Linked DNA regions of Homo sapiens: region 2 is linked to region 1. The links are chromatin loops, found by intact Hi-C in ENCODE. Cell type or tissue: transverse colon. All regions are shown on one strand. Each heading gives the region's core, and the rest is flanking DNA. Links, peaks and the distances in the headings are about the cores only. Region 1 holds the start of LOC105374709 (a long non-coding RNA gene). Region 2 overlaps CDH6 (cadherin 6).

Region 1 (16,928 bases), core at 5,475-13,474:
TGCCTAAGATCAGGGGTTCCCCAACCTCTGGGGCCATGGACCAGTACCAGTCTGCAGCCTGTTAGGAACCCGGCCACACAGCAGGAGGTGAGTGGCAGGTGAACCAGCATTGTAGCCTGAGCTCCGCCTCCTGTATTAGAGGCATTAGATTCTCATAGGAGGGCGAACCCTATTGTGAACTGCGCATGTGAGGGATGCAGGTTGCGTGCTCCTTATGAGTATGTAGCTAACGCATGATGATCTGAGGTGGGACAGTTTCATCCTGAAACCATATCCTCTGCTCACCCCACCACATCTGTGGAAAAATTTTCTTCCACAAAACCAGTTCCTAGTGCCAAAAAGGTTGGGGACCACTGCCTAGGATTGTACAACTGGGTTATTGGCAAAGCTGGGGTGGGAGTCCATGGGTGTCTGACCCTGGGACATACTTTTCTCCATTCCACAAAGTTTGGAATCAAGGTGAATGCAGCTTCCTTCTCCAGCTGATTCACTTCCTGAACCTTGGCACTGGGGATCTGCAGCAGGCAGAACAAAGGCCTTCCAAATATGCCCACGTCCCAATCCACAGAACTATGTTATTAATACCTCACATGGCAAAAGAGACCGCAGATATGGTTAAGGATCTTGAGCTGTGGAGATTATCCTGGATCATCTGGGTGGGTCCAATATAACCACAAAGGTCCTTAGACCTTAAAAGAGGGAGGCAGGTGGGTCAGAGAAGATGGGACAGTGAGGCATGAGTCCGAGACAAAGAGAGAGAGATTTAAACATGCTACACTGTTGGCTTTGAAAATGGCGGAAGGGGCCAAGAAAACAGGTGACCTCTGGAAGCTGGGGATGGTAAGGAAGTGGCTTCTCCTCTAGAGCCTGTAGAAAGAACACAAGCACACCGACAGGCTGATTTTTAGCCCACTGTAATCACCTCTGACCTCTGACCTATAAATCTGTACGAGAATAAGTTTGTATTGTTTTGTGGTAATGTGTTTTGTGGTGTGCGTTGCAGCAGCAAGAAGCAACTAATACTGGTTCCTTGTCTTTTCTGGGTTTCTTAAGCTTCGTTTGTTTAGATGTAGGATGGTTAAGGTAGGGGTCCGTTCCCTCAGGAGGTGGGATGGAGCATGGAGACTGGGCATGTTGATGAGCAGGGAATATCTGAGAAGCACGGCCACAGCTTGTGGCTGACAGGGAAGCTATATTTGATTCTTTACAGAATAAAATTGGAGTTGGAGGCCAAAAGGATGTAAATTCTGGAGGAACCTTGGCAGAAGCCTTGATCTGTGAGGTTTTAGGAAGAGGTTGAAGAACTAGGGTGTTTGCCTCTGATGCACTGCTAGGGAGGGGGAGGTGTACATTCTATTCTAGAACGCTGGGAAAAAGCCAGGAAATATTTCTCTTCTGAACTCCCAAAAACTATAAAGCAAATAACTTCAAAATGTATATGCTTGTTTATTTATTATATTATGCTTATTATATTAATGTACTTCTATACTTGTATACAGTATATGGGACTGGGCAAATAAAAAATATCAGTTGAAAGGGTACATAATGAAAATATGTAAAGTATCCCAAAGCCCAAGTAGATTGTCTTCCACGTCCACCGTGGAGTGGAGGAGAGGGTGAGGAGGGTTTGGGAGAATGTGGTTTGACGGGCGGAGGTGCTTTCCCGCCGTACGTTCCTTTCCTTGTCTCTCGCCCAACTTAGTTTCAGAAAGGGGGTGAAGTGGGATAGGGTGAGGAGATACCTCCACTCTTCTTTCCGAGCATCAGCTAGGCAGGGAGATTTGTGTGCTTTGGAGTTTGAGGAGCCCTGTTTTAAGAGGAGTGTGTCTGCTGTAACCCGATGTGTGGTGCTAGGAGAAGCTGAGCAGCTTCCAGGGATGGGTCATTTTCAGGCTTTGCCCTTATATGGTTGGAACAGGCTCAGCCCTTTCTTATGAAAGCCATGAGACCACCTTTCTTCACATTTGATTCTGAGAAACACAACATACTTCAAAATCCTTAATTAGTCTCACAGAGTGATTTGATTGCATAATAATGAGGATAGTGGGATTTCACTGTCTCATCTTCAAAAGCCTAGTTTTTCACAACGTATTTGCAGTCCCAAACAGTTTCTGAAAATAGCAAAAACGACGAATTTGTGTTCCTAGTTTGTAAAAGCATTTCATGTTCAAGAGGAGTTTGAACTGACCGTTTTCTTCTCGTGTTGGTAGGAAGGAGGTGGGGACCCTGGGAGAGGAGGCAAAAAGGGACAAGAAGTAGGAGAACTGCACTCTGGTTGTGAACTTCCCTAATATGCTGTGTGAACATGGCCAAGTCGCACAACCTCTCTGTGCCCTGGGTTCCTCTTCCAAGAAAAGAAAGCGGCTGATTACTTGAAGAGATGATCACTTGTATGCCATCAGAAATAAGTACTCTGGGCCGGGCGCAGTGGCTCATGCCTGTGATCCCAGCACTTTGGGAGGCCAAGGTGGGCGGATCACCTGAGGTTAGGAGTTTGAGACCACCCTGGCCAACATGGTGAAACCTCGTCTCTATTAAAAATACAAAAATTAGCTGGGCGTGGTGGTGGGCGCCTGTAATCCCAGCTACTTGGGAGGCTGAGACAGGAGAATCACTTGAACCTGGGAAGGGGAGGTTGCAGTGAGCCGAGATTTTGCCACTACAATCCAGCCTGGGTGACTGAGTGAGATGCTATCTCAAAAATACATACATACATACGTACTCTGTGTATACTGTTCAAAGTATATTTTTCTGTGTAATGAGAACATGTCTTCTCAAACCTCCTACCCAATGGGCTACTTAGTTATATCTAACCTGAGAAGTGCATTACTTTATTTCAGGAAAAACCCTATTCTTAGGGCAGCAAAGGACCAGGGCAGGATGTAGGACTCTATGTTTCTCCTGCTAATTATACCTGGGGTATGTTGAATGGAGTATGTACTTGGAATGTGCATTCTGGTTCATTTACTTACCAGCTACGCAATTTTAGGAGAGTTATTTAACCTCTGTGCTATTCAGATTCCTTATCCACAATACTCTGTGGGGAAAACCGCACCCACCATGCAGTACCATTATGCACATTTGAATATGTAACACAGTTGGACAGTGATATGGTTTGGCTCTGTGTCCCCACCCAAATCTCATGTCGAATTGTAATCCCCACTGTTGGAGGATAGGCCTGATGGGAGGTGACTGGATCATGGGGGTGAACTTCCCTCTTGCTGTTCTCATGACAGTTAGTGAGTTCTCACACAATCTGGCTGTTTAAAAGTGTGTAGCACCTCCCCCTTCTCTCTCTTCCTCCTGCTCCGGCCACGTAAGGTATATCTGCTTCCCCTTCGCCAACCACCAAGATTGTAAGTTTCCTGAGGCTTCCTCTGCCATGCTTCCTGTACAGCCTGTGGAACTGTGAGCCAATTAAACCTCTTTTCTTTATAAATTACCCAGTCTCAGTAGTTCTTTATCGCAATGCGGGAATGACTAATACAGACAGTGTATGTCTAGAATGAGCTCTCATGTTGTGTCTATAGTAAGAGTAATAATATCAACAAGCCCAAAGAATACATGGCTCACATCCTCTGAGACTCTGAGGGATGATGTCAGCCCTCTGCGTTGATGCAGTGTCTTCTATAAACACAAAGCCCAGAGTCATTTATGCATCAAATAGAACAGTTAGAACAGAAATCGAGCCATAAAAAGGCATGATTACCAGAAAATCATTCATTGGACAACTCCGTAAAACAGGGTTTCAAAACCTCAGCACTATTTGCATTTGGGCCAGACCATTCTTTGTTGTGGGACTGTCCTGTGCATTGCAGGATGTTAGTGGCATCCCTGGCTTCTACCTGTTAGACACCAGTAGCACCTCCCAGTTGTAACAGTCAGAGATGCCTCCAGGTATTGCCAAATGTTCCCTGGGGAGCAAAATCACCTGTAGTTGACAACCATTGCTTTAAAATTATGAGTTAAGCAATACAGAAAACTTGGCTGAAATATAAATATTGTGAGATTACATGTTAATTTATAAAGGCTAAAAAGAGTATTGAGAGCTGGGTGCAGTGACTTATGTGTGTACTCCCAGCACTTTGGGACGCTGAGGAAGGTGGATCACTTGAGCCCAAGAGTTTGAGACAAGCCTGGGCAACAAGGCAAAATCCTGTTCTACAAAATTTAGAGGGGTGTGGTGGCACGTGCCTGTAGTCCCAGCTACTTGGGAGGCTGAGGTGGGAGGATCACTTGAGCTTAGGGAGGTCACGGCTGCAGTGAGCCATAATTGGGCCACTGTGCTCCAGCCTGGATGACAGAGTGAGACCCTGTCTCAGACAAACAAAAACCCACTAATGAGAGTGATTCAAATTTTGTCTCTGGAAACTTGGAGATTAACTGTGTCTTCTAGCTGTCCATATTACTTTAGATAATTTACTTAAACTCTCAAAGTTTAAGTTCTGTCATTTGTGAAATGGGGATAAAAATCATCCATGTCTTACAGGGTGATATGGTTTAGCTGTGTCCCCACCCAGATCTCATCTTGAATTCCCACATGTTGTGGGGAGGACCCAGTGGGAGGTAACTGAATCATGGGGGCAGGTATTTCTTGTGCTCTTCTCACGATAGTGAATAAGTCTCATGAGATCTGATGGTTTTATAAAGAGGAGTTCCCCCGCACAAACTCTCTCTCTTTGCCTACTGCCATCCATGTGAGATGTGACTTGTTCTTCCTTGCTTCAGCCATGATTGTGAGGCTTCTCCAGCCATATGGAGCTGTAAGTCTATTAAACCTCTTTCTTTTGTAAATTTCCCAGTTTCAGGTATGTCTTTATTAGCAGTCTGAAGACAGACTAGTACGCAGGGTTACCATGAGGATTAAATGAGATAGTGTCATAATGTTGGGCCCACAGAAGCACTTAGTACATGTTGACAATTATTTTTTTCATTGTTGTTTATCGCCACTGCCACCACCATTGTCATTATCACCATCATTGATAAATCTTTCTCTATGCAGCAGGGCAGTATTCTTCAATCATAAAATATAGCTTTAAAAAATAATTATTTTGGCAAATACATTTTAAATTCTTTTATAGAATTTCAAACTTTAGCCTTCCAAATGAAGGGTGCATCAAAATATCCATTCTTCTTTCTTTTCACTTGTCCATTAATTAGTAATGATTATATTGGACACAGTTAAACATGCCTTTCATCCACTGATGCCCACAAGGAATCCAGTGCAACATACACCACCGGAACCAAAATGTAATGTTAATAGAAATTAACAAAAGACAAATCATTCCATAGCATACTAATTAGTTTTTTAAGAATGAAATCACTGAGAGCTGCACATTCTACAAATAATTACAAACAAGAATAAAATAAGAATCTCATTAAACTATTTAAACAAAGTACTGGATTTACAAAACTCCTAAGTTCCACATTAGAGAGCACAAGTATGTTTCCCAGAAGGAGGGATAATGTTACAAAGCTTCCATTTTTTTGAAATCCTAATTTTATTAGCAGCAAAGTAATTAATTTTTTTGACAACAAATTCTTCAAGGAGAAATAAATACAAAGTCAGAATATTGTGAGCAAAGCAGTTAAAGAAAGAGATGAAAATGCATCAAACAAGTTCTAAGAGCAATTTTTATCCGCCACTGTGAAACTGTGTCCTTAAAATGCGGTTCACTTTTAAAAGGGCTTCTAAATAAATCTCTACTACTCTAAAGATAAAGATGGCATCAATGAACTTGTACATAAGTCAACAGGGAAAGAAAATGAGATGTATTTTTTTCAGGTACTGAAAGACACTGTGTAGCTTGAGAGAGTGAAGAGGTGGCTGAAAAGAATGTGTGTGTGAGAGAGAGAGAGAAAGAGTAAGAGAGAGGAAAAGTGAGAGAGAAAGAGGAAAAGTGCGGGAGAGAGAGAGAGTTGGTATTGCAAAAGAACAAATGAGTTCACCGTCTCAAAAAAGTGAGAACTTTGCAAGAAAATATAGTCCCTCAAATATCTAAGGATCATGGTATTGATTAGGATAATGCACAAAATAATGAAAACAGCAGATGACCTATAATTTATAGTAGATTGGCTTAGTTTTATTTTTGCCAAGTGTAATAGAGGCTCTGTGGAATTAGACAGACTTTGATTTAGGTTATAAAATCACCATTAGTGAATTATTCTACTTTAAGGAAGTTCTTAATTTCTCTGGATCTCAATTTCTCATCTGTGTAATGAATTTATCTCTATATGTGTAAATATATACTTATGTTTTATAGATATTAAGAGGATTAAGTGAGATAAAATGTACTAAAGTCTTAGCACTGAACTTGGCACCCAGGAGATGATTCTAATTGCACTGATATCTGAATCATCAGCAGAAAACACTTTCATATTAAGCTCGATTTAATATATTCCTTTGGAAAGTTTTAATTAAAAAAACTTTCTGTAGCATTGTTCCAGACAAAATGTAAAATGCATAAAATTTGATTCATATGACAAATAGAGAAATAAGGAACTTAACATACTTATATCTAATTCACTTTCTCTGATTTATATGCAGGGCAAACTTTATACCTGTATCAATCACTTTTACAAGGTGGCAGGATTACATTCTTAGAATAAGGAAAAATTGGCATTAAGGAATGTTCATTTGATTGTCAGAGTTTTGTCATTATGTATCAGGTATTAACAGTTACATATTTCCAATATTAAAACATTCCTAGAAGTAGTGAATATCCCTATTGAAAAAAAGTCACTTGGCCATTTTAAGATTTATTTCTCTTGTAAGAAGTTTTATAGAAGGGAAGTCTTTCCTATTTTTAAAACTACAATAGAAAAAGGTATTTTATAGTTGCATTGAAAATGTTAGTGGGTAGAGAAAGGCAAGCTAACACATTCTAAAGCTGACTAGCTGGGAGAAAGCCTCCCGGATGGTTTTACATATGGTTTCTCATATAATCCACACAACAAGTCTAGCAGATTTGATCCCCACTTTTGCAAGTGAAAAAAAAAATTAAATAACTTGAGGAACTACCTGTCTCAAAAACTCCTAACTCGTAATGGCCAAATTGGAATTTTAAGTTTCATGTGTAATATTCTACAACCCAAGCTTGTCTACCACATCACATCATCTTTCTTAAACAACTCTCTCCCCAGTACCTTACATGACATTTGCATTGATTAACTGACGAATGTGCCTAAGCTTGTTAGCTTGTGCAAATTGTGAATAAAAGATCAAGTGCAAGATGGCACCGTCATCAAGTTTCATCATAACTCTAAGCCAGGCTTTCTGATTCCTTCCAATTTCTTCCACGAGTCATCAATCTTTGAAGACAGTCTTTTCTCAGGTGTATTTAATAAAATGTTTAATAAAGGTCAGTGAAAAAATATTGAAAAAAAGATAAAATCTTCATCAATGAAATAAGTTTTTTGAAAATTCTAGAGAATGATTTCTCTCTTAATTCCAAGATTCCATTACTTGGAGCTGTTGCGTGTTAATTCTTTCTGAATAGAATTAAAGTTGACTGCAGATGACTGAAATGTATGTGAGTTGAGCACAAGACCAATAAAGGGTTTCTGGTTCTGGCCTATGAAATCAACACTACTGGTATGTAAGGAAAAGAAGTATTGATTCAACCTATCTAATCAGTAGTGTTTACTTTCTAAAGGGTTCTGGCAGTCAGCTGGAGTGCTTGACTGGTGAGTGAGTGACTGGGGACAGACTGAGTCGCTGCTGTTGACAAAGGACTTCGTCAATGTGCAGCCAGGCTGTGCTTGCATAATGAACATTTGGGACATTTATTAAATCGAATTCTGCTCAAGAGATTCAATTTGCATGACAAACTACATGGTTTCTATTTAAATGTCTCCCCCCTGAACAGCCTGTATCCAGGATAGGGTGAGAATTCAGGCAAGACAGCTTAAGATCTTAGTCAAAGGCTAAGGGAAAGAATAAATCCAGATGTTCAGGATGATGCCCCATGGAAAAAAATCCCTTTAGTTCTTAAACTGGATCAGTCACTTGCTTCCCTACACTCCTTACCCATGCTGACCCCTCTTCCTGGGACTCTTGGCCAGTTTTCATCTTCCCACCCCCAGTTTTTCTCTTGGCTTCCTCCTTTTCATCCTTCAGGTTGGGGGATAAAATATCACTGTTACGAAGAGGCTTTTTATAACTTCTGTATCAGAGAATATGCCCCCTCAGTGATTTGCTACCATTATTTCCAGGTCCACCTTCTTCATAGCACGCATTATAGTTTTTATGTACATATGTATTGACTTATTTGTTTACCTTTTTTTTCCTTCCTCCATGAGACTGTAAGCTTCTCAAGGGCAGGGACTGTGTCTATTTTATTCACCTATGTATACTTAGCACCTAGTTCAGTACTTGGTCCTTAGCAATGCCTCATAATGAAATGAATGAACAGATGAGAGAAGAAATAAATAGAGAATTTGGCATCCCTCACTTTAATAACTCACACTAACTCTAAGAGTATCAGATACTATGAGATATAAGGAGTGCAGTATAATGTGCTTATGAAGTTAAAATATTCCAAACACTTTTAAGTGGATTTAGCATATCTGTTGGAGTTGGTCCTGCTTCCTGAGTTCTCACATTTAAAAAAATCAGTATTTTGCTTTGATTTTGGCAACATGAACAACATTGTCTCATTAATTCAAAAAAGGAACTGGTTAGCAGGTAGAACCTTTGAAACTAGGTCCACACACTGACAAGATGCTTTGATGCTCTCCAACATGGAAGATGTGTCACAGAAAAATATAAAGAACTGTTTTTAATTGTGGAAGTGTACAAAGGAAGAATAAGGTTCTAGCTCTAATTTAATAACAAATGTATTACACTAAACTATGCAAAATAAAAGAGAGGTTTAAGACAATTTTAGTAAGTATCTGAGTTTCCCCATTTAAGACTTAAACGATACAATATGTGTGGAAATTAAGAGGGGAACAACTTTTTCATGTGATATACAACTGTCTTCTTCATTGTATGAACTGTGAATGGAGATTGACCTCCTGGACAAAACAAATTCTGATGGTTGATTGATAGTGCATAGAAGTCACTTGAATTTTTAACATTTTAACTAATTCATTTATTCAATAAATACTTACTGAATACTTGTCCCATGCATTGTTCTAGGTGCTGGGAACCCAACAAAGAACAATATATAACAGGTCTTTTCCCTCCTGGAACTTGGAATCCATCAGGGGAAATTGGACAATATACAAATAAACAAATGAATAGAAGTCATTTCAGGATGAGAAACTCCATGCAGGAAATGAAACTGGGTAATGTGATGGTGTATCTGGGGTGAGCTCAACATATAACTGCCTCATTTACATCATTCATGCCTCAGCTCAAAGAGGGCATGAATGATGTGAAGAAGGCAGTCATATGTTGAGCCTGGAAAGGGAGTTTCAGAGAGTAGGAATGGCAAGAGCAAAAGTGTTACAGGGAAAATTGGATATGTTTGATGTATTATAGCCAGGGTGCTCCAGAAAAACAGAACCTACAGGATGTGATGTGTGTGGCTGTGTGTATGTGTATCTCTCTGTCTCTCTCTACCTACCTACCTATCTAGAGAGAGAGACTTTAAGGAACTAGCTTGCACAATTGTGGATGGAGGCTTGGTGAGTCAAAAAAATCTGATGGCTTATCTTGTAGGACTTTAAAACACAGGTAACCTGGAGACACAGAAGAGAATTGCAGTTTGAGTCCAAAGGCCATCTGCTGGCAGAATTCCTTCTTGCTGTGTTTGTGTGTTTGAGTCTTTGTTCTATTCGGCCTTCAATTGCTTGGATGAGGCCCTCCTACATTATGGAAGCTAATCCGCTCAAAATCCACCAATTTAAAAATGCGTTGATCTCATCCAAAAATCACCTTAATAGAAACATTTGGCATAATGATCTGGGCACCTTGGTTCAGCCAAGGTGACCCATAAAATTAACCATCCCATCTAGGAAAGAAGTTAAATGTGACTGAAGCAGAGTGTGCTAGGAAAGAGCGAAGTGGTAGGGGATGAGAGTGGGTTAGTGCTGTGGGAACCACGGGAGCTTTTGAAGCAGCAGGAGTAACATGCTCTGACTTAAATTTTATAGATGACCCTGTGTTAGACCCTGGATTTCACAGAAGCAAGAGACAGAAAGCAGGGATACAAGCTGGAGGTCTGTGCTGGAGTTTGGGCAGGGGGAAATAAATTGTGGTTTGGACTTAGGTTCTGCAAGTGGAGAGAGGAAAGGAAATGGATTCTGGACATATTTGGGCAGAAGAGATGACTGTGCTCTGATGGGCTGAATGTGGGGCTCACAGAAAAGGAACCCAGAGCTTACCCTGGGCTTGGGTAGAATGGGGGAAGATAGCAAGAACACACTTAGGAACTTTCTGTCGAAATAAACGAGAGTGGGTCCAATTTCTTTAAAAACAAAAACCCCTGTGCTTTCTCATATCTACAATTTCTACCAGTAAAATGAGCTCTTTGTTAAATGGATGAAATTGCTGTGCCTTTGGAATTACCTACCCATGTTTTACTTTAATTAACTATAAATCTTTGAGACATGTGAGATAAACCTCTTTCAGGTATAGTTTTCTTTTGGCTATAATTTTAAATACAATGATTGAGCATTGTGTCCTTTTTTTCTGTTTTTGTGAATTTATCTGCTTATAAAATGCCTAATTGCTTCATTGGATAATATATTATAATTAAGCTTAAAATAGTAATGGTTGCAAGAACATATTGCAAGTATATTTCAACTTGGTATTTCCATGATTTTAACTGTTCTGGAATTTCAAATGTATTATAATAATAATGCCATTTTTAGTAATTGGTTGTAAAAACAAATTAAAATTAACTTAATAGACTTTAATGACAATAAAAAAACAAATGCCATCTCTATTTCAGCAAGAAAACTACTAAATATCGAATTTTAGCTTCATCTGTACTTACATTCAATTTTTAACTGTATCTTTTACAGTTTTTAACTGTATTTAACAATTTAACAATGTTTTAACTGTATTTAAGCTAAATATAGCTTAAACGAAACAGGAAGCCATGCCTTAAATCCAAGGTTAATGAAAACATTAGTTAAATAGAGGCAGAGCTGGGCCTGGGACTTGGATTTATTCTCTTACTCCTAGAGGCTTTATATTGTAACTTGTGTGTACCTGTGGCTGAGCTGAAAAATGTTCACCCCCTCAACATCAGTTACTGTGTTTTACCTCGCCACCTAACCATTCAGTTCTTTGAGGTTAGGGAGGATGTCTTGTTGATTACAGCATCCCAGTGTCTGGCATGGTGTCTGGCCCAGGTACTTATTAAAGTGCTCAATTAATAGTCCTGAAATAACTGATTGATTGAATCAGTTCACTTGTGAGTATCCAGCTATTTATTTTGAAATAATATAGGTCCAGGTTTTCACACTGTTGGTTATGACGCATTAGTAGGCCACTAAACCCATCTGGTAAGACTGATGAGAATTTAAAAACAGTTAAACGGAATAGAATATGAAAGAACAGATACTTTTTGATGTAGAAAATTTCTTTTTTTGAATAACCTTTGTTTTAATTATGAGTATATATGGATGTGTGCATTAGGCTGTGATGTGAAATGTATTTCTTATTGTGGTTTACAATTTAAAAAGTTGAAAACCACTATATTTGAAAGTTAAAAATGTTTTTCTTAAAACGGATCTAAATTTATGAAAAATTTTGCCTACTAACAAAAGAGAGACAAAGATTATGTGGAAAATTGACTATTCAACACACAGAACATAGAAATGTACGAACCCCACTTCATTTAACAGGTCTATATTGTTGCACCTATACACGCCCTGGGCTGAATTACTGTGAGGAATATCAACATGCATAATAAAAGGTCCCTCTGCTCAGAGAGCACAACAGCACCCAGGGAGAAGGACCCTAAAACCACACATGAGCCTCTCTACCGTCTCTCAACCAGAAAAAGTTTATGGAAATCTTTTCCTCATCTCTTATGCAACTTAACAGTCACATATTTCTAAACTTCATAACTCAGGCTTTTAGTACTACAGTTAAAATCAATTATAAGTTAATTGGCATTTGCGGGCTAGTCAGGAGTCAAACTGCCATTTATTATTTGGTTTTCATGGATAACTGACTTCCCAATGAATTTTTTGTATAAAACCTATCTCTAAGTTGAATACTCCTTGTTGCATTTTTTTTTTTTTTTTGGTGGCAGGGCTTGCTATATTACAGCAGGAGTCAGTGGACTGTTTTTCTAAAGGGCCAGATAGTAAAGATTTTTACTATCTTTACTACCACATACACTAGATGTGTATGTGGGCCATACACATCTCTGTTGCAACTATTTGACTATGCTATGGTAGAGTGAAAACAGCTATAGGCAATACATACACAATTTGTTCCAAAAATTTTATTTATGGACACTGAAATTTGAATTTTATATAAAATAATATGTAATACAGTATATATCATAAAATACTGTTTTTCTGTTGATTCTTTTTAACTATTTAAAAATGGACAAACCATTTTCAGCCTGCAGGCCACACAAAAGCAGGCAGTGGCTGGATTTGGCCTGAGAGCCATAGATTGCTGTCCCCTGTATTGGAGCAACAACATTTTTTCCCTCAAGGCATGTACAGTAATGTTTACGTGCAACTGAATTGACAAAATAAGCATTAGATTGCAAGCAAACTTCTTAAACTCTGAAATTATTTCATTTTTTAGAACAGACCCTAAGTTTTCAAAAAAAAAAAGTCAGATGTATTTTAAGTTCCAAAACTTCATTGAATGTGTACATAAATGCATGATCTAAATAATATAATAGACTATGTTGTAGAACTTTAAAACACCTTAAGACCCCTTTATACTTTTGCTGTAGGAGGGCATAGATTTTGAAAAAAAACCAAAGGGCCTTCTTCCTACTTTATGATGGTGAGTGTAAACACACAGTCATTATCAGGAAACACAGGTTTTAGGTCATCTGTCTCTTGGTTGCTATGTGGAAATTTGCTGTCCATCGTCAAATTGGATAATCCAGGTTTGATTCTGTGAAGGGAGCTGCCTGGTTTCCTTACATGTGAGTCAAGAACTGTGCAAAGCCTTTACCATCCATCTCATTCAATCTTCCTAATAATGTTAGGAGTTAGGACATGGAGAGAAAAAGAGATTTCTCAGGCTCACTCTGCTGGTGAGTACCAGGTGAAGGCTTTGGCTCTTAGACTTGATTCCGTCCTGCATCTGGATACCTGTGGCAAAGCTCTTTACTTTAGACATGGAGACTTTGAATACCCACAATGAGAAAAAAAAAGAGAAATAGACATGGAGACATTAAAATCATCATTTTGGAATAAATAATGAGTCTGCTGCACACCAGACCTAGAATTTTCAATTTACCTAACTTTATCAGAGTTATATTTTTTATTAGGTTACATCTTCAAAGCATTGATTTGCTCCAGTCAGCAATTATTTTACATGGTAGAACTGAATTGGCTTCCAGCTATTTGGTTTTACATTTTTTATTACCTAAATATTGATGGTACCCCTAAACCTATTACCTTCACAGCATTCTTAAAGGTGTGGATAGTAAAACTAGAAAATTAAATGTCTTAAACTATTTCAGGGACCAGTGTAGAAACTATATTGAAACCTAGGTTGAATAGTATTCATACCTACAGCGGTTTATTATGGTCCAATAAATGTAGTATCTATGTGATATTGTACTTAAAGGATTAAAAAGTAATTAAGTGTTTTCAATAAACAAAGTGTCAGAAAGCATCACTAACTAGTTGATTGTGCTTACTAAAGGACTTTTCTTCTAATTATAGTTGAAAATATACTAATGTTAATTATACACATCATTCAAAAGAATATTCAGTGAGAATTATAGCAGAAAAAAGTTGCCAATTTATCCCAAAGTGGGTAAGATACCTCCTCAGCAGCAGGACTATAATTTCAATCATAGAAACTAGATAAAAAAACAGTAAAATCGAATCACTCATATATGCAACTTAATCCATTTCCATTGGATCTCAGGAATGAACTGATATGAATTGTGAAGCTTTTTACATCGAAGGTTCAAACATTTTGAAGCTAGACATTTTGAAAGTAGCGAGATGAATGTTATAGTATGAAATCATTCAAAATTGGCAGTTTCTATGAGGTTCCAAAACTTTATCAGGACATGCTCACATTTTTTCATTAATTTCAGGTCAAAATTTATCTGCAATCAGTAAATAAAGGCTTACAGAAATGTAGTTCCATTGCCAAATGCCTTAGCTTCGAATGTGATTTTCTTCCAATGTGATTTCTTTTAGATACAACATAATTTCTTTCTGATCCTGAGCATATGGGCCTATGCTAATATGAAATGGTGTCTTAGAAAGATTATTTTTGTTTTCTGCAGAGAGCAGTCATCCTTTGACCTATATTCAATATGCGACACAGATCTGATTGTGCAACCACCATTAGCCTCATCCAAATCCCCTAGTTGGAGGTTGGGGCTTAGGTCAGGGACCATTACTCTTGGGTGTCAGAGCTAAACTTAATTAATGCCTTTTAAAAATATATGGATGATATTTTATTCCCCTTAGGATGTAGAAAAATGGCCTGCAGAATTTAATTCTGAAAAACGTTAAAAACAAGAGTGATTGAGTTGTTTGACATGCCTTGTGACCTCTTTCTGAAGTCAGAAGCTTTGCCCAGTGTGTCTGGTTTTTTCCCAGACTGCTGCCTGTTTTTTTTTTTTTTTTTTAAGGCACAGATTCCTTTCCGTGCACCTTTCTGGTCATCAAGGCCCCCTCTGGTAAATCATTGCCGTTTCAACACAGGCCCTCCCCAGTTGTGACGTTCCAGAGCTCATGAATGCCACAGGGGTAGGGAGTTACAAAGTAGAAGCCTCGGACTCACAATTATGAGGAACAATGGCTGTTTCTATGGTGCCAATGGGCAGAGGAGGGAATTCTTCTTGGGAGCTGGTGCTGAAATGTTTAGCAATCATTTTTCAGTGAGAATTGGCAGGTGCCTGCCAGGAGGGGGGATGTTATGTCAGCACAGGTGTCAGAGAACGCGAGAGGTTTCTGAAGGAGGTAATTGACAAATCAGATAGGGCTGGGGAGGGTGAGGGGAAGAGGGCAATGTGCTATTCGGCTGATAGCTTTAAAAGCAATTTTTAACCAACATTATTTAAGAGCCTTTTAGAAAGCAGAACCCCGTTTCCCAGAGGCATCTGCCAACTGACAGTCCAACAGGAAAAGAGGAAACTACTTCCGAAAAGGCTTTAAAAAAAGGACTTTTAGAGGCTGTTAAAAAGACATACAGTCACATTCTGCATAAACCTGTTTAAGCAGCAGTTTATCGCACAGATTGGTCTGTTTCTTTCACTTAACAGTCTGCTGTTTTCCTTTACCCACCACCCTAACCAACCCCTCACCCACGCTCTAGAGCCTTTCACCCAACAGCTAAGGAGCACCCCTGTTTTCTTGCTGAGCTCCACACAGGACAGAGACACCAACAGCCAATTCCTGTGAGTGTGATTTGGAGATACAATTTTGATTTTAAGCATTTCATCCTTGCAGTAAAATGCATCCGTTCTGCATTTGAATATCTGCAACTTGTGCTGCTTGGGAGATTTTCTGATGGGTGGATTGCAGCCTTAATTCTGCGCTTTCATTGTTTGAGTTCTAACATTCTTTCCCATCCTATTATCTACAGATAACATCCCTATTATCTAGCCAGCGGTGTAGCTTGCATCTATGTTTTCAGATTTGAAGAGTACGCATTCAAAATAACTTCTACCACATATTTTTTGAGAATTTTTCTAGAGACATAAAGCTCTCAGTGAAGGAAAAGTAATTATGCTTATCATCTTATCTTCTGTAATTAGTGCATAGTAGGCAAACAATCAGTACTTGTTGAAGATAGAAATGAGTAAATGAATGAGTATGAATAAATGACTACGGGAAAAATAGGAGTGGGGAATAGCAAAGGAAGGTGTCCAGGGGCACCTACGTGGGCTAGAAAAGCAGCTTCAACTAGCTGGTAGCCTTGATTTCTAGAATTATAAGTCAATTCTCCTATTTTATTTGGGGCATTTTTGGTGGTGGAGCTGTGTGTGTGTGTGTGTGTGTGTGCACGTTCATGTGAACACCATGAGTTTTTGATGCCACAGTTGTGATCTATCACTTTTCTCCAGTCGTTACCCCGTGGACAAGGGCAGGCCGGCAAACAGGTTAGAGTAATACCCTCAGGCCAAGATGACAAACTTCTTCACAGATTTTACATCTCCCATTCTTACTTAATTTTGGCTGCAGTTGGTTCACACCTTCCTAAGCCCAAATGAGAATGAAATCGGGTTGCAGATTTTCTAGGGAATGGTGCTGAAGAGGCTCTGAGGAATTCTGAATTTCAGCCGCATTTGGCACATTACGGTTTCAGCCAAATCACGTTTCAGTGAGTAGAATTATGGGAATATTAGCCCCGGTGGCACATTATATTTGTACACAAAAAAATGTCATGGCTCATTCCAATTAATGAAAAATTTTTTAAAAAGCTTGCAGGTTGCTTAAAAATACCCAGGACCTCCAAGTTGATTGAAAATTTGGAAGAAATAATAGTAACAACAGCAATAGCAGCAGCAGAAACATCTGACATTTTGGGGGTATTTTCACATGCTAGGCCCCTTGTGGAAGTTCTATTAGCAATTAACTGAGTTATTCCTCACAACACCTTGATTAAGTCAAAACTATCATTATTCTCATTTTATTGGTGGAAACTGCACGAGAGAAATGTCCAACAGGGCATCTTTTGGACAAGGTAGTTCTTATACTTAGACAGTCAACTTGGGATTCATTCGTCATACAAAAGTAGGACAGATGAAGAGCTCAGTGATGAGATACCCCCTTTTCTCCAAATTTCACACACATACAGCTAG
Region 2 (16,928 bases), core at 5,148-13,147, 77 kb before region 1:
CGGAGCCTATTGTGGTGTTTATCTGAGCATCTTCTCTTATTTGTAAGATGTAGGCCAGTTTGCTGAAGACAGGTGGCTCATCTACATCCTCCACCACAATTCTAACCGTGGCTGAATCTTTGAAAGGCCCCAAGTAGAGAAATCGTGGCTCAACATAAGGATTGGAGGCTTCCACTTTAAGGGTATACACTTTCTTCTTTTCAAAGTCCAAGAGCTTGAGGTTGGGGGTGGGGGAAGAAGTGACATATTTAAAGCAGCCAAGACACAGAAAGCCAAGACACGAAACATTTTTGGTGTAAACCACTGATAAATGAATGCGATCATATTGCTTAGAGAAACACATTTGTGTGATATTGGGCAAAGGGAGAAAAGATAAGATGTAATTTTTTTTCTTATATCTAGGCTGTTAGGCAGGAAACGATTATAAAGTTTGTGAAGGAGTTCAGAAGCCACACAGCCCTGAAAAATGTATGGGCTGAGACCATGCCTGCTGTTGACTTAAAAGTGGGTAGTGAGGTACAAGGCATCATACCAGGCAGGAAGGGCACTTGGAAGCAGGAGTCTGGTAGAGCCCACACTGTCCCCACTTAAAAAATACTCATGTTTCACTAGAGGGGGCCATCAGGGGCAAGTTGGCAAATACACAGTGGGTTATTCCATGTCAGATGTTCTCACATCTGGCTTTTTTTTTTTTTTTTTTTTTTGAGACGGAGTCTCGCTCTGTCGCCAGGCTGGAGTGCATTGGCATGATCTCGGCTCACTGCAACCACTGCCTCCCGGATTCAAGTGATTCTCCTGCCTCAGCCTCCCGAGTAGCTGGGACTACAGGCACTCACCACCAGGCCCAGCTAATTTTTGTATTTTTAGTAGAAACAGGGCTTCATCATGTTGGCCAGGATGGTCTCGATCTCTTGAACTCGTGATCCACCTGCCTCGGCCTCCCAAAGTGCTGGGATTACAAGCGTGAGCCACGGTGCCTGGCCATATCTGGCTTTAATTGCACTGATGAGTGTTTAAAACTGGCCAATGTCTTGGCCCCAGCGTGGACCATTAAACCAACATATCTGGGCGTGCAGATTAATATCTACATTATTAAACACTTCCCCCGGTGATTCTGTGGTGCAGCCAGAATTGAGAGCCACAGGTTTGCATTGTGAATCCCTCATCATCATTCAGACAACACAGATTAAAGTTTTTTTTTTTTGTTGTTGTTGTTTTTTGCATGAGGTAATGAAATATTCCAAATGGTATCCTGAAAAGGGCATTGGGCTAATTATTTGTCAAAGAAAGTAGTGATCATTGTTGTCAAGGGTCTTTAGGAAAAGTAGGTCTGCTTTTGGAGACATGGTGAACCCAAATGCTTATTGCTGACTTTTAGTTTTAGATGATAATATGACAAGGCTCACTAGAAACACAATTAATCTAGACGTTGGTGAATGTGATTTAGTCGTCTAGGCAAAATTTCAGTTCGAATCTGATAAGGCACCAAGAAAATTAAAAAGGTTAATGCACACTAATGGGCTTCCTAATTATATTATAGTTTAAAACATTAGTCTGAGTGTCACTTAAACATGTTTTATTGTGTTTCCAGATATTAAGACACGTAATCCAAAGCTTGGGAGGAAAAAAAAATCTCTTGTTATTTACATCCACCGATGCTTTTATTTACCAGAAAAGATTATAGTATGCTAAAGGAGAGAGAAAATATTACACCATACATGATAAAAGTGAAATCATAAGAAGTTAGCCAAAATTAATATTTTTAGTCTTGAAGCATACAATTCATTGGTTTTTAATTTTTGCCGTATTTTTGTATGCTGCTCTGTGGTGCTACACAATTTGGGGGATAAAATAATGAACCAGTACTTTGGAAAAAAATAGAAATCAGAACACAAAAGATTTATTGTTGTGTTCCAAAAAGTAGCTAAAGAGGTACCAGGAAATTTATGGTATTTAATTTAAATTTGTTATGGTATTTAATTTAAACTTGTGGTCTTTATACATCCTCTTTTTGTGATGCAAGTCATCTTGATCACTGCTTGCTGTACTCTCTTCCTTCACAGTATGCATCACAATTTGTAGTTGTATATTTGTTTGTTTGTTTGTTTACTTGGCTCCTTGTCTCTTTCCCCCTAGACTGGAAGTATCATGAGGGCAGAGAACATCTGTTGTATGTACCAGTGCACCTCCAGCACCTAGAGCAATGTCTGGCACTGTTTATTTACTGTTCATTTAAAGTATTTACTTTATATATTTTTACGAATATCATTTGTTTATATTACTTATTTACTTAGGAGGTTCTTAATAAAAATTCATTGGATGTATAGAATTAACATGAATGCATATCATTTTAGGTTCCTGAAAGCCAACCCAAGAGATCTCAGTGTCATTAGAATTGGTTTTCTTTCTTTCTTTCTTTCTTTTCTTTCCTTCTTTCTTTCTTTCTTTCTTTCTTTCTTTCTTTCTTTCTTTCTTTCTTTCTTTTTTTCTTTCTTTCTTTCCTTCCTTCCTTCCCTCCTTTCTTCCTTTCTTTCTCTTTCTTTCTTTCTTTCTTTCTTTCTTTCTTTCTTTCTTTCTTTCTTTCTTTCTCTCTCTCTCTCTCTCTCTCTTTCTTCTTTCTTTCTTTCTTTCTTTCTCCTTCCTTCCTTCCTTCCTTCTTTCTTCTTTTTTTTTTTTTTTCAGAGTCTCACTCTGTCACCTAGGCTGGAGTGCAGTGGTGTGATCTTGGCTCACTGCAACCTCTGCTGCCCAGGCTCAAGCGATCCTCTTGCCTCAGTCTCCAGAGTAGCTGGGATTACAGGCACCCACCACCACGCCTGGCTAATTTTTGTATTTTTAACAGAGATAGGTTTTGCCATGTTGGTCTCAAACTCCAGGACTCAAGAGATCCTCCTGCCTTGGCCCCCAAAAGTGCTGGGATTACAGGCGGGAGCCACCATGCCCGGCCAGAACTGGCATTTTTCTGAAAATAATAAGTAAAATAAAAATCTAAAGGAATGTTTATGTGAGATATAATTGCCCCTGGTAACTTAGGAACTGGAGAAAAGTAAATGGGTTCACTCTGTATGGTGTTTAAGAAGCGGCATTACCTTTTTGACAGTTATAATCCCTTCCTGGGTTTCCTGGTCGGTGATGACATCAAACATATCCAGCCCCTCACCGTCTGTGATGCTGTACTCAATTTCAGCATTTTCTCCCACATCAGCGTCGCTGGCTTTGATTCTGCCAATTGGTGTCCCCGGTGGAGAAGATTCAGGAGTTTTAAACTGGTATGTACCTATTAATCACCAGACAGATATAAGTCAAACATAGACTAACCACACTCTTATCATCATAAAAACAAAACCTATTCTCTAACAGTTCTTTAAGACATTACCATCAGGTAGATGTGTGCTTTCCTCAAAATAACTAATGGTGGCCTGTTCTTCTTATGTCTACTTTCGTGGTTGTTAAGAATGTTTCTTCTATTTCATGACCTGTTTCCTTGCAAATGGAGAACACTTTTCTTGTCTGTAAACAGGCTCCAAAGTTTATGGTGTGATTGTGAGAACAACTGAATGGCTACAGGAGGCATAGAAGGTTTCAAAGCCCTTTGTTAACTTCATCTAACAGAAAGAGTAGAGAAGAATTTAATCTGAACTGCGACTTTTAGTTAATTACTAGGTATTCTTTAAAAGAGTTCTTTCTACCGTTGCTAATAATAGCTGGAGGTGGAAAGAAATTATAGCAACTTGGAGGCTGTATCCAGGTAGATATTCTTTTATTCATACATGGAGCTGGACCTAGTTGTAGAGTTAGAGATATAGGTAAATACATTAAGTGATAAAACTCCTAATTTTTTTCTTTTGACTCTTAAATTTTATTATTTTATGCATAGATTTCTCCCATACTTATATTTGTAATTCTAATTTGAAACCTATGTTTCCTATATAGACACTTTTTAAAAAAAATATGCTCCTGTTGCAAACTTAGTTTAGAGAGACTACATATGAGTTTCAGTTTAGATTGGCCAGGCCATGATATACTTAGCACCAAAAATATAAAATAGTAAAACCAAGGCTTATTCTACCCTTTTCAATTACATTTTGTTAACCATTCATACAAATGATTTGAAAAGAATTTAAACAGTCTATGGCACTACTAAAATGTAGGCGTTCAGTAATAGTAATCCCTTGAGTTCATACTTGGTAAAATGATAAAGCAGGTTAAAAAAATTTTTAAACTTTTTTTGACTCAAGTACGTAACTCAAAAAGAGCATTTTTTTTGGACAGGATTTCCTCCTGTTGCTCAGGCTGGAGTGCAGTGGCGTGATCATGGCTCACTGCAGCCTCAAACTTCTGGGCTCAAGCAATCCTCCCACCTCAGCCTTCTGAGTAGCTGGGACTACAGGTGCACACCATCGTGCCTGACTAATTTCTTTTTACTTGTTGTAGACACAGGGTCTCACTATGTTGCCTCGGCTGCTCTTGAACTCTTGGCCTCACACAGTCTTCCTCCCTCAGCCTCCCAAAGCTCTGGGATTACAGGCATGAGTTGGTGTGCCCCAGGTTAAGTATTCTCTAGTGTTTTCAACTTCCATTTTTAGGGCCTCCTGCCCCTTTCTAACTTCTCCCTCCCTTGCCTTGGCATATTGCTCATTAACAAGTCACAGGCTATCTAAGCAGAGCAGAGTGAGTTACAAATTCCTGTGGTACCAGGGTGCGGGGGAATCCTTATGTTATTCTTCCCCAGGGAATCTCCATATTAAAAAGTAGGTTTTGGGCAAACTGTTGGTGATCCTAATAGTTTTCATTTCAGGCCTCTGTAAGGGAAATGGTAGGCCTCATAGAACCTTTCTTCTACTTGTTATATGAGATATTCTTTAATTAGCTCTGATCTTTTTGCATTTAGCTAACTCTGATTAAAAACTTGAAAAAATAAAGAAAATAAAACTACTTCCTATTGATCCATGTATAGCTCTACCCTAAAGGAAGCCCGTATCAGCTGATTAGTTTTTTTAAAATGTCATGATAGAATGAGTGGGTTTTCTATTGAATAATTGAGATAGCTTTCGTAGGAGATCATGGTCCCAAAGGGATTTTGTTCCTGGATGAAAAGTTACGTTAAAACTAGTTCCCTCTTGGGTAGCTCTATGTGAGAATTTTTAGCATACTCCTGATACCAAGTTGGTATTCATGGAGGTTGTTTTTCCTTCTTCTTCCTTTTATCTAATCACTAGAGTTAATGATTTTGGAGACAACTTTCGGTATCTCAACTAACCATAATGTAGAAAACGACTTATGATTACAAATGGATTAAGTACCTAGTTACTTCCACAGTTGTATTTTTAGAAACAGTAAAATAATAAATCCTCCCCTTATAAAGCTTTGTGAGGATTTAAAAGAGATTACATGCCTGATTAAATTCACAAAACATAAAGTCAAATTTTTTCCAACAAATTGCAGCATGCTTGTATACATATGTTCTGCATGAGCAGATTTATGTCTGTGGTAGTTTTCTTAATAAGGAGAAATGAAACAATGATGTTGCCTTTACAACAACAGCAGAAATCACTCAGGTAATTACCAATAGAGGAACATAAATGTTCACATTTCCTGAGTGTATGCCATGTTGTCAACTCATTTTTAATAAAAGTACCAGTTCTTCTTAAGTCCACTAACTTTGACAATAATGATGACAATGGAAAATAAAAATTCTTAAAGTTCGAGTTTTATAAAAGCACATTGAAGAAATTCATTCAATCAAATGTTCCTACTCTGGGGGAATCGGGGAGGGTTGTCGTTGACATCAGTCAGTGTGATGTTCACGGTGGTGGTCCCAGATAATCCTCCCATCTGGCCGCCCATATCCTTGGCTTGAATCACCACTTGGTACTGCTCCCTGTTTTCTCGATCCATGTTGAGCAAAGCTGTCTTGATAATACCTGTGGATGTGAAATTTAAGAGTGCAAAGGGATGCATTAAGAATACTTTATGGAATCATTGATTTATGCAAACAACATAAACTGTCACCCACAATATGCAAAATGCTATGCAGATGTCATGGTGACATAAAAATAATTATATGCAGCCTTTATACTGAAGGATATTACAACCACACAGGGGAGATAGATACATTAAAAAAAGCCTGTAATACAAGGAGAATAAAAATAAGTACAAGTCAGATTCTGCAATAGTATAGACTATTAAGGGTTATAAGACACTCAATATTATAATTACATTATGGATGTATAAACATTAAGTGTTATAAGATGACACAGCAGAATCTAAAATGGCTTGTGGTATAAAGGTATACTATAATATGCTTGATAAAAGACATTTAGGTGAATTATGAGGAAATTGTTAGGAAAGCCACATACTTGAACTGACTGTTGAGTTTCCCATTATGGATTAGCTAATTATCCCTCAGATACACCTACCATAACGAATGCTCTGAGGATTTTCTAAATTGTAAAACTATGGTCTTTAGAAAATAGAACATCAATTCTCTCATAATGATCATCTTGTATGATTCTAGAGAATTTTGGAATTAAGGTTCAAGGTCTTTCAGCCTTTTAGAATTCCTAAAGCTGACCGTGAACTTTAGTTCAACTGGCCCCAATGACAACCAAAATTTTTAAGTTAGGTTAAATTTATCTCTGTTGTTAGGTTGTTATAAAATAGTTAAAGAACTTCTAAAAGTTTGCCCAATTTCTATGTAAGGTTTATGCTTAAATTAACTTTCTTTCAAATTTCACTGGAGAAGCCTTTATAACCTTCTGCAGAAACACATTCTAGTGCTTAACAACTAATGAAGCGAAAATATCTTTTTTAAAATTTTTAACAAGAATACTTCAGACAACAGGTCAATTTTATTCCTATAGTCCTGCCTTCAGTGAAAGTGCGGCTGCTTTCTGTTCTCCAAATAATAGTACTTCTCTATTTAAATACAGGAGATCACCTCAGCCTTTTGTCCTTTAAGTTGAATAATTCTAATTTTTCATCCTCATTGTTTTTCAACTCAACATTTTCTTTCTCCTTGGGATTCTTTCCAAGTTCATTGCAGCACTTAACACAGAGATTTCCAACTGGATGTGGGAACCTAGGGAAGTTTTGATTTCTACTAAGAATAATGGATGTTTAAAAAATGTATAAAAGGAAATTGACTCATTATGATAAAAATATGTGTGCAATTTACTGTACAATACAAATGATATTTGCTAAAAACAAATCATTATAAGATAGGTTGCTACTTTGTGGAGAAAATACAGAAAACAGAAAAATGAGATGTTGAAAAGAGGATTCCAGATGGCATTTCACTTTGATTAGGACTCCATCAGTTAGGATGGGCTAGACAATGATTTGATAACAAACAATGCAAAATCTTAGTGGCTTCACACAACTAAAGTTTATTTTTCACTCATGCTCTGAGCAGGTAAGCAGGTAGCTTTGTTCACCATACCACTCAGACATTCAGGCTACAGACTACATCTCAACATTGGTTTCCATGATCACTGTGGCAAGGGACAGCAATGTGGCAGATTGTGTACCAGCTTTGAAAATTTTAATTAGAAGCGACTTGTATCATTATCACATTTTATTCACCCAAATAAATCACATGGCTACATCTAATTTCAGAGCAGAATAGAGAGACACAATCCTACTAAATAATTAGAAAAAGAAGATTCTGAATATCTGTAAACAGGCCAATACTATCAAAAAGGGGTTTACCTTTTAGCTTCACCCCAAACTGGAAGAAAACTAAGGCAATACATAATTTTTCTCAATCTACTCCATAGAAAGGGTGGGTGAAAGATTCATTGCCAGATTTTTTGATTAAAATTATTCAGATGTCATGTTTACAAATATATCATTAGTGTTTGGTGGATGTATGCAAGAAAATCCAATCACATTGATTATTTTTATTAAAAATATGCTAGCTCAGCTGAGCATGTCAATTAAAATTATAGATTATAAAAAGGAAGATCAAAAAGTCTAACCTGTTTCTGATTCAACTGAAAAATAGGGCTGTCCCTGTAGAATACTGTAGACAACTTTAGCACTGTTCCCATATGTTGGATCATCTGCATCCGTCGCAGTGACTTGGACAACAAATGTACCTGTAATGACAGAAATATAAACTGAAAACACATCAAGAGTTCATATCAATCTTTGACACACACCAAAACCAGCACGATCTTAATTTTGTATGGAAATATCATGCTGAGGAAGTCGAGAACTTTGGTAGGATGCTGGGTGAAAAAGGATTGGATTCTTTAAAGAAATACAATCAACATTTAGAAATATTTTAAGGATTAGGTTACAGAAAAGCATGGGAATGATCATGACTTGGGGTGGAACTGATTCCAACCCATCTCCAATGGCGGGATTTGACTGGACTCTTGCTTTAGTGATTCTTTCGAGTTATCCAGGACAAAGTCAATCAGCATCTTGCTTCCTTTGTCCACAGGAATTAGTTTAGGAATTGTCCAATCAGGGGCCACTCATGATTTTGCTGGAAATTCTGTCATAGATACTCTTTTTCTTGGACCGTAATGTGCTGATATACATTTGCAGCAGCTATTTTGTGATCTTAGAAATGCCAGCCTGAGGACAAAGCTGGATAGAATAGAAAATCACAGAAAAACAGCTAGAACTCAGATCAAATCCTGTCCAAAGCCCGCTTTACTTTTGGACTTAAGTAATGTGACAAATAAATACTTATTTGTTGTTGTTTAAACTAGTTCGAGTTGGATTTCTTGTTACTTACCAATAAAAGCATCCTAAATGATAAATCTATCTGATAGTTCTAAACGGTTGAAAGACCTTGAAACTTAAAGAATGTAGTTATGGATTACATAAAGAATCAATGAATTGGAACAGCAAAGCACAAACATCTGGAATCTGCAATTCCAAAAGGTCATTATACTTAAATATACAAAGAAGGCTATTACATTTCAGATCAGCATTCTTATTTTAGACCCCACAGTTGCCTAATAATCTTCAAAGTATTCCTAACCCCCTGAAATTCCACATAAATTTTCATGTGTATGCCTACATGTCTATTTCACTGAGGAGAAATTCTGTAGATTTTATATGATCCTCAAAGGGCTCTGTGACTTCCCGAAAGGATAAGAGTCTCGGATTAAGATCACTTAATGGCTGTTTTTTGTTATTTGTATCAGATAACCAGTAAGCATACTGCTGGAGTTCCCCTTTCCATGAAAGGGGTAGGTAAGTTACATCCAGGGAATATTAGGAATTCTACATTGCTTTTGTATTATATAGCCAATTTCACTTATTGAAGAAATAGATTGTAGTATGTTAGGGTTGGATGCCCTGAATGTATAGTGCTGATGCACAAAACAGACCACCCACCGTTGTAATTTGGCAAGGGAGGTGGGGAGACTGAGAACATCTTATGATTTTAGGGTGAGTCAAGTCAACAAACACTCAAGTTCTTATTTAACATTAACACAAAATTTGATTGCTTTAGAATATGATATCTGGACATTTTAAATGTCTATTCGTTGCCAGATATTGTACTAGGGACTCTGTACCTGTTTTATCATCTAATCCTCATGATAGCCCTTTGGAGTTGACATTTATTATTTATTTTTTCAAGATACAAAACTAGAGGATCAGAGAAATCAAATAATTTGCCCAGGGCTACACTGCTGGTTCTTAGTGGAGATAGTTTCAAATTCAGTTCTGTTTGATACCAAAGTCCATTTTTGCTCCCATGCTGTTGTCCCACTGCCTTTATGTAATTTCTCGAAGATGCCTTTCTATAATCACAATAATGAGATATCAATTAAGGATGATCAATGTCACCATAACTGTGTCTGTGTGCAAACTGAAAAAAGCCTTTTTATTTTTCTCAAGACATGTTACTGTCAACTACCCCTAAATGTTTGTAATACAAATTTAATTCTATAATGGCTTCAAAAGTGAATGGCACTCCCTAGAGTTGTGCAGTGCAATACCTGCATAGCTGGTTACAGTTGCCCTGAGTGGTGCTGATGAAGAGACTATTCTTCATGAATTCTTCTGCCTTTTACCACGTAGAGGAGAAATTTTTTTCCTAACAAATTTAAAGAATGCCATTCTATTGCTGCTATAAGCAGTGAAGAAGAAGAAGAAGAAAAAACAAAATTCCAGTCATCTCCCTCTTTGCTTTGTGAGGCTTGCAATTTTTGTAACAAAACAAAGTGGCTTTAAATAATGAGAAAAGCAATTTCTTCATAAGAAAAATGTAGATGTTTTACAACGATTTCCATGGATTTGTTATTTTCTATGTCTTGGATCTGTGAACTACAATGTCTCTGATATCTAACTGACAGAATCATAATAAAGTTAATATGTAATTTCAGCCCTTTTGAATCTGACAGAGTGAAAATAAAAATAATCCTTTATATAAGTAGTTTAAAATTTGTCAGTGTCTCCCATGAAGTATTTCAATGTGGCTAAGAGTGATGTCAGTAGAATTCTTTTTCTTAATTTAAATCCTGTTTACTTCTCTCAATTTAAACAAATTAAATCCACTAGTTATTTAAAAAAGTAGAGGTATTGTGTAAAAAATATTAATTCACTCTATGTATGTTATGAAAGTCTTTTCATTTCCACCATGTAGTAAAGGATCCACTCCCTAGACATAACGTGCCTATTGTTTATGGATTAAAAAAAGTTCTTTGATCTCCTTCCCAAATATACAGTTACTAGTTACTTAAAGCAACTATCACTACTTTTTAGACTGGATTGTAAATGTAAGCTTTTATTTTCTATTTGGGAGATTGTTACTTGGACCCTAACACCCACATAGGCTAAGAGAAGTGGAGAAGGTTGCTTTCAGCCCAAGAAAGAGAATGGGCATTTAGGGTGGGAGAGAAAGGAGATGGTCTCTCTTTCAACCTCCCACTCCCACCCTGCCACTTTTCAGACCCTCTTTAGAGGAAATGTGGTTTTTAAAATAATCACAAAATGAGACTAGAGTAATATTAGGAAACATATGCACTTACAGAAAGGACATACATGGATTGAAGAAGTTAGCATCTAAATTCATGCAGTTCAGTACTTTGAGCTCGTGGGATTCCTTACTCAGTGGATGCACTAGGGGAAAGCCAGCTTTTGGCTGAAGTCACGTCTCACTCACCGACATCAGACATTTCAGGGACAGTGGCTGTGTAAACCTCCTTGGTGAATATTGGTTCATTGTCATTGATGTCATGGATCTTGATGATGAATTCAGACTCGGGCTCCACGGGTCTCCCTGTCCTTCTGTTTATAGCTTGAGCTCGAAGGATGTAAACGGGTTTTTCTTCCCTGTCCAGCCTCTTGGTGGCCTGTATGTCGCCTGTGTTTTCATTAATAATGAAGAGATCTCCTGCTCCATCTCCTGAAAGGATATATTTAAGTGATCCATCTCCTCTATCCTGGTCTGAATGTAACTAGTGTAGAAAAAAAAAATTAAAGAAAGTAAAAGTCAAGCATGTGGTTCTAAACTGTTTTTGTCTTTTTGGTGCATGCTACATTAACTTTTATTAAATTCTTTCTAAGGAATACAAGTTTTTTTTTTTTTACTATTTACGTAACCTCTTAATGGTAAATACCATTCATTAATGAACATGTTTCCTTATAATCATGGAATTTTTCAGAACTGGAACAGAGTTTGGGAGAAAATTTAGTAATCTTTATTTTGAAGAAGGGAAAACAAAAGGCAAGAGCAATAGCAAGGTGGCCAAGGACGTATTAGGGTGGCTGGAATGAGACTCTTTTCACGATTTTCCTATTTTTCACTACAGCTTTCACATTCCACTAATACACTCTCGCCCTCACTTGCATGTACACAAACATATTAGGGAAGCAATATCCTATTTAGAAAAGGACTTTGATTTTTGAATCAGAGAGACTTGGGTATATTCTATTTCTACCTTACATTTATTATCTTGGTGAATTTAGGGAAGCTTGGCAACCTCCTTGAGTCTTTAGTGATAGAGATTATAATCATTTTTTTCTGGGAAGATGTGATATTTATTTATTTATGAAATTCAACTCAAAGCATTTGAGAAATATCCTAAGTGCTGCCAAGGGCAATACCTTGAAAATCACCTGACTAGATAATTTACAGGTCACTTGGAACAATAGCATTTCATATTTATACTTAAGTATAAGATAGGAAAGGACCTTCTAATAATTAGAGCCAACCTAAAATTGAAATAGTCTGTCTTATGAGTGGTGAGTTCCCTGCTCCTAAAGGTAATCAAGCAGAGACTCTGATGACTAACTGTCAGTGAAATGGGTTTGGGTAAAAGTTGGAATTAAATGAATACTAAGGATACCGTGGAAATAGAAGATGAGAATCCTAACTTGGATAAGTAGTCCATGTTTCCTTTCCCAGAGATTATATCCACAGTGTTGATTTCCTATTGTTTCCTAAATTCCCTTTTTCCCACCCAGCAAAAGGTTAGATGATACCTTTAGATGGTACCTAGACCTAACTATAGGTCTATAGGACATATATACACAAACACATACATATATATATATATATATATATGCACACATATATATATATATATATATATATGCACACATATATATATATGCACACACATATATATACATATACACACATACACACACGCACATATATATATATATATTCAGTCTGCAGGTTTTCAGATAATTTAACCCTATTTGCAAATTTTCGAAAAGTGCTTTTTATTGAGGAGGACTATTTATAAACCCCCAGAGTTTTAAGCATCCATGGTATATAGAGAAGTTAGTGTTAGTGGGAAGGCTGCTACTCTCTACCTTGTTTCAATTCTGTCTAAACAGAATATGGGCTATGCTACAACAACAGCAACAACAGTTATGCCAAGTCTTTCTCTTGTTGGTTAATACTGCACAAAATGCTCGGAGAAGCATTACACATTTGAAAATAGACTCTTAGGGCAAAAAGAGACTTTAAAAATAATCCAACCTAGTCTAAAAGTGTATTCCATGTAATATCATTTACAGGAAGTGCTGAGGGAAAGAAATACTTTATATACGGCCTCTTTCTTAGAGTCACTGTTGACATGTCAAAGGCTCTGAGTGTCTGCAGTTTGAAACTACATTTGATTCTGTGTAATTTAGTTTTCCCTGTCTTGTTTAAAGAATCCTTTTTGGGTGTAACTTATATCGATATCCCCCATACCAGTTTTCCAAAAAAGATACTTTGGGAAACATGAACTAATTTAAAATCCATCATTGTAGAGTCAAGAAAACTGAGAATCCGGTGCGTGCTATGTTTCCAAAATCACACAGCTCATGGGAAAAGAGTCTGAAGATTAACTCTTGAGCGCAGGAAGAGGCTTTATAGATTATTTGGTGCAACTTCCTCATATTTAGAGGTAGAGAAACCGTGTTTAATGTAACACAGCAAAAGCTAGTTAATCGTGGTGTTTGGGGAAGAGAATATTATTCATATAATTAGTAGTCTTGAAAGCAATTTGGCAGAAATAATGGAAGATAAATTCGAATGGGGAGGAAATTGCTTAGAAGTGAGATAAATGCAATCAGAAATGTAAAACAAGAGCATCCCATGATTTGAGTGATGGGATATGCTAAGGAAACGCTGAAACCATCATGACACACAAAGAGCCACTGGGGAAAGTTTAACTCTCCATCGTCAAATTCGAATGACTGAAGAGGCTCTTAAAAAGCTATTTCATTAACCCATGAGTAAGGAAAGCAATGTCACCACCTGGCGGATCCTTGCTCTAGGGCAGCTGTGGTCAGCAGCCTGGCACAGTGCGGGGGGCACGTTCCTAGGCATGAGCCATGTTCATTCTTTTTCACTCAGCAAGTGTAAGAACACAGCAGAGTCAATTAACCTCCCTCAGCCAGGATTCTTATCTGCAAAATGAGGATAATAAGAGCTACATGGCCAGGCTGTTGTGAAGATCTAATTGAAGACCACATGCAAATAGTACATTAACCACCATGTAAACATGCAACAAAAGCATAATATGGGTCTTATAGATTACAAAGTGCCTCCCAAATTTAAGAGAGTGCTACCGTTATTAACTCTTAGTTTATAATCAGCATGCTTTTTCTCCTATTTTGACTTTTGAGAACTTTGTTTTGAAGACTTTGAAAACCCAATTTTACAGACACATGGTATCTCTAAGGTAAAATCTGTGATCAAAAGCCAGTATTCTTTAACTGGGCGGCGGGGGGCAATTGCTATCTTTACATATGATTTATTATACTCTGCATTCCACTGGATTATACACTCTCCTCCACTAGTTCTTTCATCGGTTTCAGTATGTAATTGTTGCACACTTAATAGGTGAATTCCACATCTGGTCACAAGATTTATTCAGGTAAAAGTAATCAGAAATGTATTTTTAGCTGTCAGGTGAGACCATTTCGATGACTTATAGAACAAACACCCGAAACAATGTTAAAGGGCAGAGGAGACGTTAAAGAAGAGTGAGAAGAGTGTGAGCAAGGGTTGCTTTGCAGATCACAATTCTGATTTATCAATATTTGAAAACTAGTGGGAAAATGTATCTCTTCTCTTTGCATCGTCTGATAGTAAAGCAATTTCACTTCCTCCCCCTTCCTCCCTCCAAAGTGCATTTTCTGGGTCTGACCGAGTACACGGAGCAGAAACCTCCCAAAGCCTCTGCTTTTTCTCCCCACTCTCCTCCTCTGCCATCAAACTCCCCTGGGGCCAGTTCTTTTCTTGGGAAAAAAAGGAAACATAAGACATCAGTGCCTGTGAAAGTGGTGGTGAAAATCAGACATTAGGGGTTTATTGAGCACTTAGATTTTAATTGGATTTTTTCTTTTGTGATGTCATCCATCATGGCCACTGTAAAAGACAGAAGTTAAACAACAACAAATAAAAGGCTGTAGGCTGCCCAAGGCATGTTTTTACTAATTTCAGTTTAATGTGGCTGTTCCATTAAGTTTAATCATCTGGTTCACTTTTAACGATTCACCATCAAGTAAAAACTATCCACTTGCCACAGAAAGTCACATCTCACCTGTCGCTGGTAAGACTTTTTACTACTGTACCTGTAGCATTTCGTGCCAGAGGGAGCTCTTGGTCTTTGTCTGTTTCCTCTGTTGATTTTTAAAATGTGTTTACTTATTAAGAGATGGAGTCTCACTCTGTTGCCCAGGCTGGAGTGCAGTGGTGCGATCTCGGCTCACTGCAACCACTGCCTTCCAGGTTCAAGCAATTCTCTTGGCTCAGCCTGCCGTGTAGCTGGGATTACAGGCATCCACCACCACACCTGGCTAATTTTTTGTGTATTTTTAGTAGAGACAGAGTTTTACCATGTTGGCCAGGCTGGTCTCAAACTCCTGACCTCAAGTGATCTGTCCGCCTTGGGCCTCCCAAAGTGCCGGGATTACAGGTGTGAGCCACTGTGCCCATTTTTTTTTTTAATACAGCATCTTGGCAAATAAACACAGGGATTTTGGTTGTAGATGTAGCTCCATGGTGGGTGGGACCAAAACCATGGCAGCATCTTTGCCTGCTGGGTGTTGTGGTTTCCTGGGGACACAGCATGTTTTTACATGCTAAATGTGCTGAATTCCAACTTGACTTTAAATCAAATTCAAAGGCATAACAAAGATTTTTAGTCGTCTATGAAGCCAGCTAATGCTGCCTTATTGCTCCCATTTCCTGTGTGTCCCCAAGTCACCATCTGAGTCAGTGACCAAATGCAATCTCCGCAGCATATGCATTGTTAAGACAGAAAACAGTCCAAACAATGTTGGTGAGGGTGTGGAGAAACGGGAACTCTCATACACTGTTGGTGGGAAGGTAAATTAATTCAATCTCTATGGAAAACAGTATGGAGATTTCTCAGAGAACTAAAAGTAGAATTACCATTTGACCCAGCAATTCAGTAGATCATTCTGTAATCTATCCAAAGGAAAAGAAATCATTCTATCAGAATGACACCTGCATTCATATGTTTATCATAACACCATTCACAACAGCAAAGGCATGGAACCAACCTATGTGTTCACCAACAGTTGACTGGATAAAGAAAATGTGGTACATATACACCCCAGAATACTACAAAGCTGTAAAAAAGAATGAAATCATGTCCTTTGCAGTAACATGGATGGAGCTGGAGGCCATTATCCTAAATGAACTAACACAGACACAGAAAATCAAATACCACATGTTCTTACTTATAAGTGGGAGCTAAACAAAAAGTACACATGGACATAACATGGGGAAAATAGACTCTGGGACTCCAAAGTGGGGAAGAAGGGGAGTGATGGCTGAAAAATCACCTACTGGGTACAATGTCCAATACTGGGGTGATAGGTACACTAGAGGCCCAACCCCCACCATTACACGTGTAATACTCACGTAACAAGTGCATGTACCCTCTGAATCTAAAATAAAAATTAAATAAAAGAACCCCCTCTCCCCCCAACAAAAACAATCCAAACAAAAGCTTACCTAGATGACACACATAGAAAAGTACCTACAGCAGCCTTACGTGGGCTTAGAAAAGGTATGAAGTGATGTTTGGCTAAAATGAAATATTGAATTATGGCTAAGGACTTGTACGGTGTAGTGCAAATGTAATGTTGCTCTTTAAGAAATGTTATGGTTGCTAATCTGAGCTATTATAAGACAATTAGAGAACAGTGGTGTTGAAAAGATGCTGTCTGGGATTGAGGAAAGAAACAGGAATTACAGCAGAGAGAGAGAACATCTTTGTGTTAAATAGGTGGAATGTTACTTTAAATTAGCACAATCAATCAAATTATGACAAATTGAGGCTTAACTGCATCAATATCTATGTATACGTATAGATGTCTACATGTATACATACATCTTTATATATAATGCATGTATACGTAATGCTAATAAATAGACAGTGTTGTGAAGGCTGGGAAAAGCTTGTTGGGTAGAGTTTATATCA

The links. Peaks named below come from ENCODE experiments on the same cell type or tissue, not always from the same donor. Only the 100,000 strongest peaks of a DNase experiment are listed, where the experiment ranks them.
Region 2: it touches region 1 in a loop (17-fold over the local background); 2 of 110 quality-filtered maps call a loop at or near these places.

What each region holds. Positions count from the first base shown.
Region 1 is chr5:31,211,963-31,228,890 of GRCh38, reverse strand. All of the region lies in intron 1 of CDH6 (cadherin 6), which reads right to left. It overlaps LOC105374709 (a long non-coding RNA gene), which reads left to right and starts at 11,791. Exons shown (of 5, transcript XR_007058714.1): 1 at 11,791-15,084. In transverse colon, for the core only: a CTCF peak has its summit at 9,687 (motif pointing left); a DNase peak (open chromatin) is centred at 9,690.
Region 2 is chr5:31,288,460-31,305,387 of GRCh38, reverse strand. It overlaps CDH6 (cadherin 6), which reads right to left. Exons shown (of 12, transcript NM_004932.4): 3 at 11,132-11,426; 4 at 7,980-8,099; 5 at 5,757-5,924; 6 at 3,090-3,277; 7 at 1-214. Among named protein-coding and RNA genes, the nearest start is that of CDH6, 100 kb to the right of the region's middle. In transverse colon, for the core only: no CTCF peak of the experiment used is centred there; no DNase peak of the experiment used is centred there.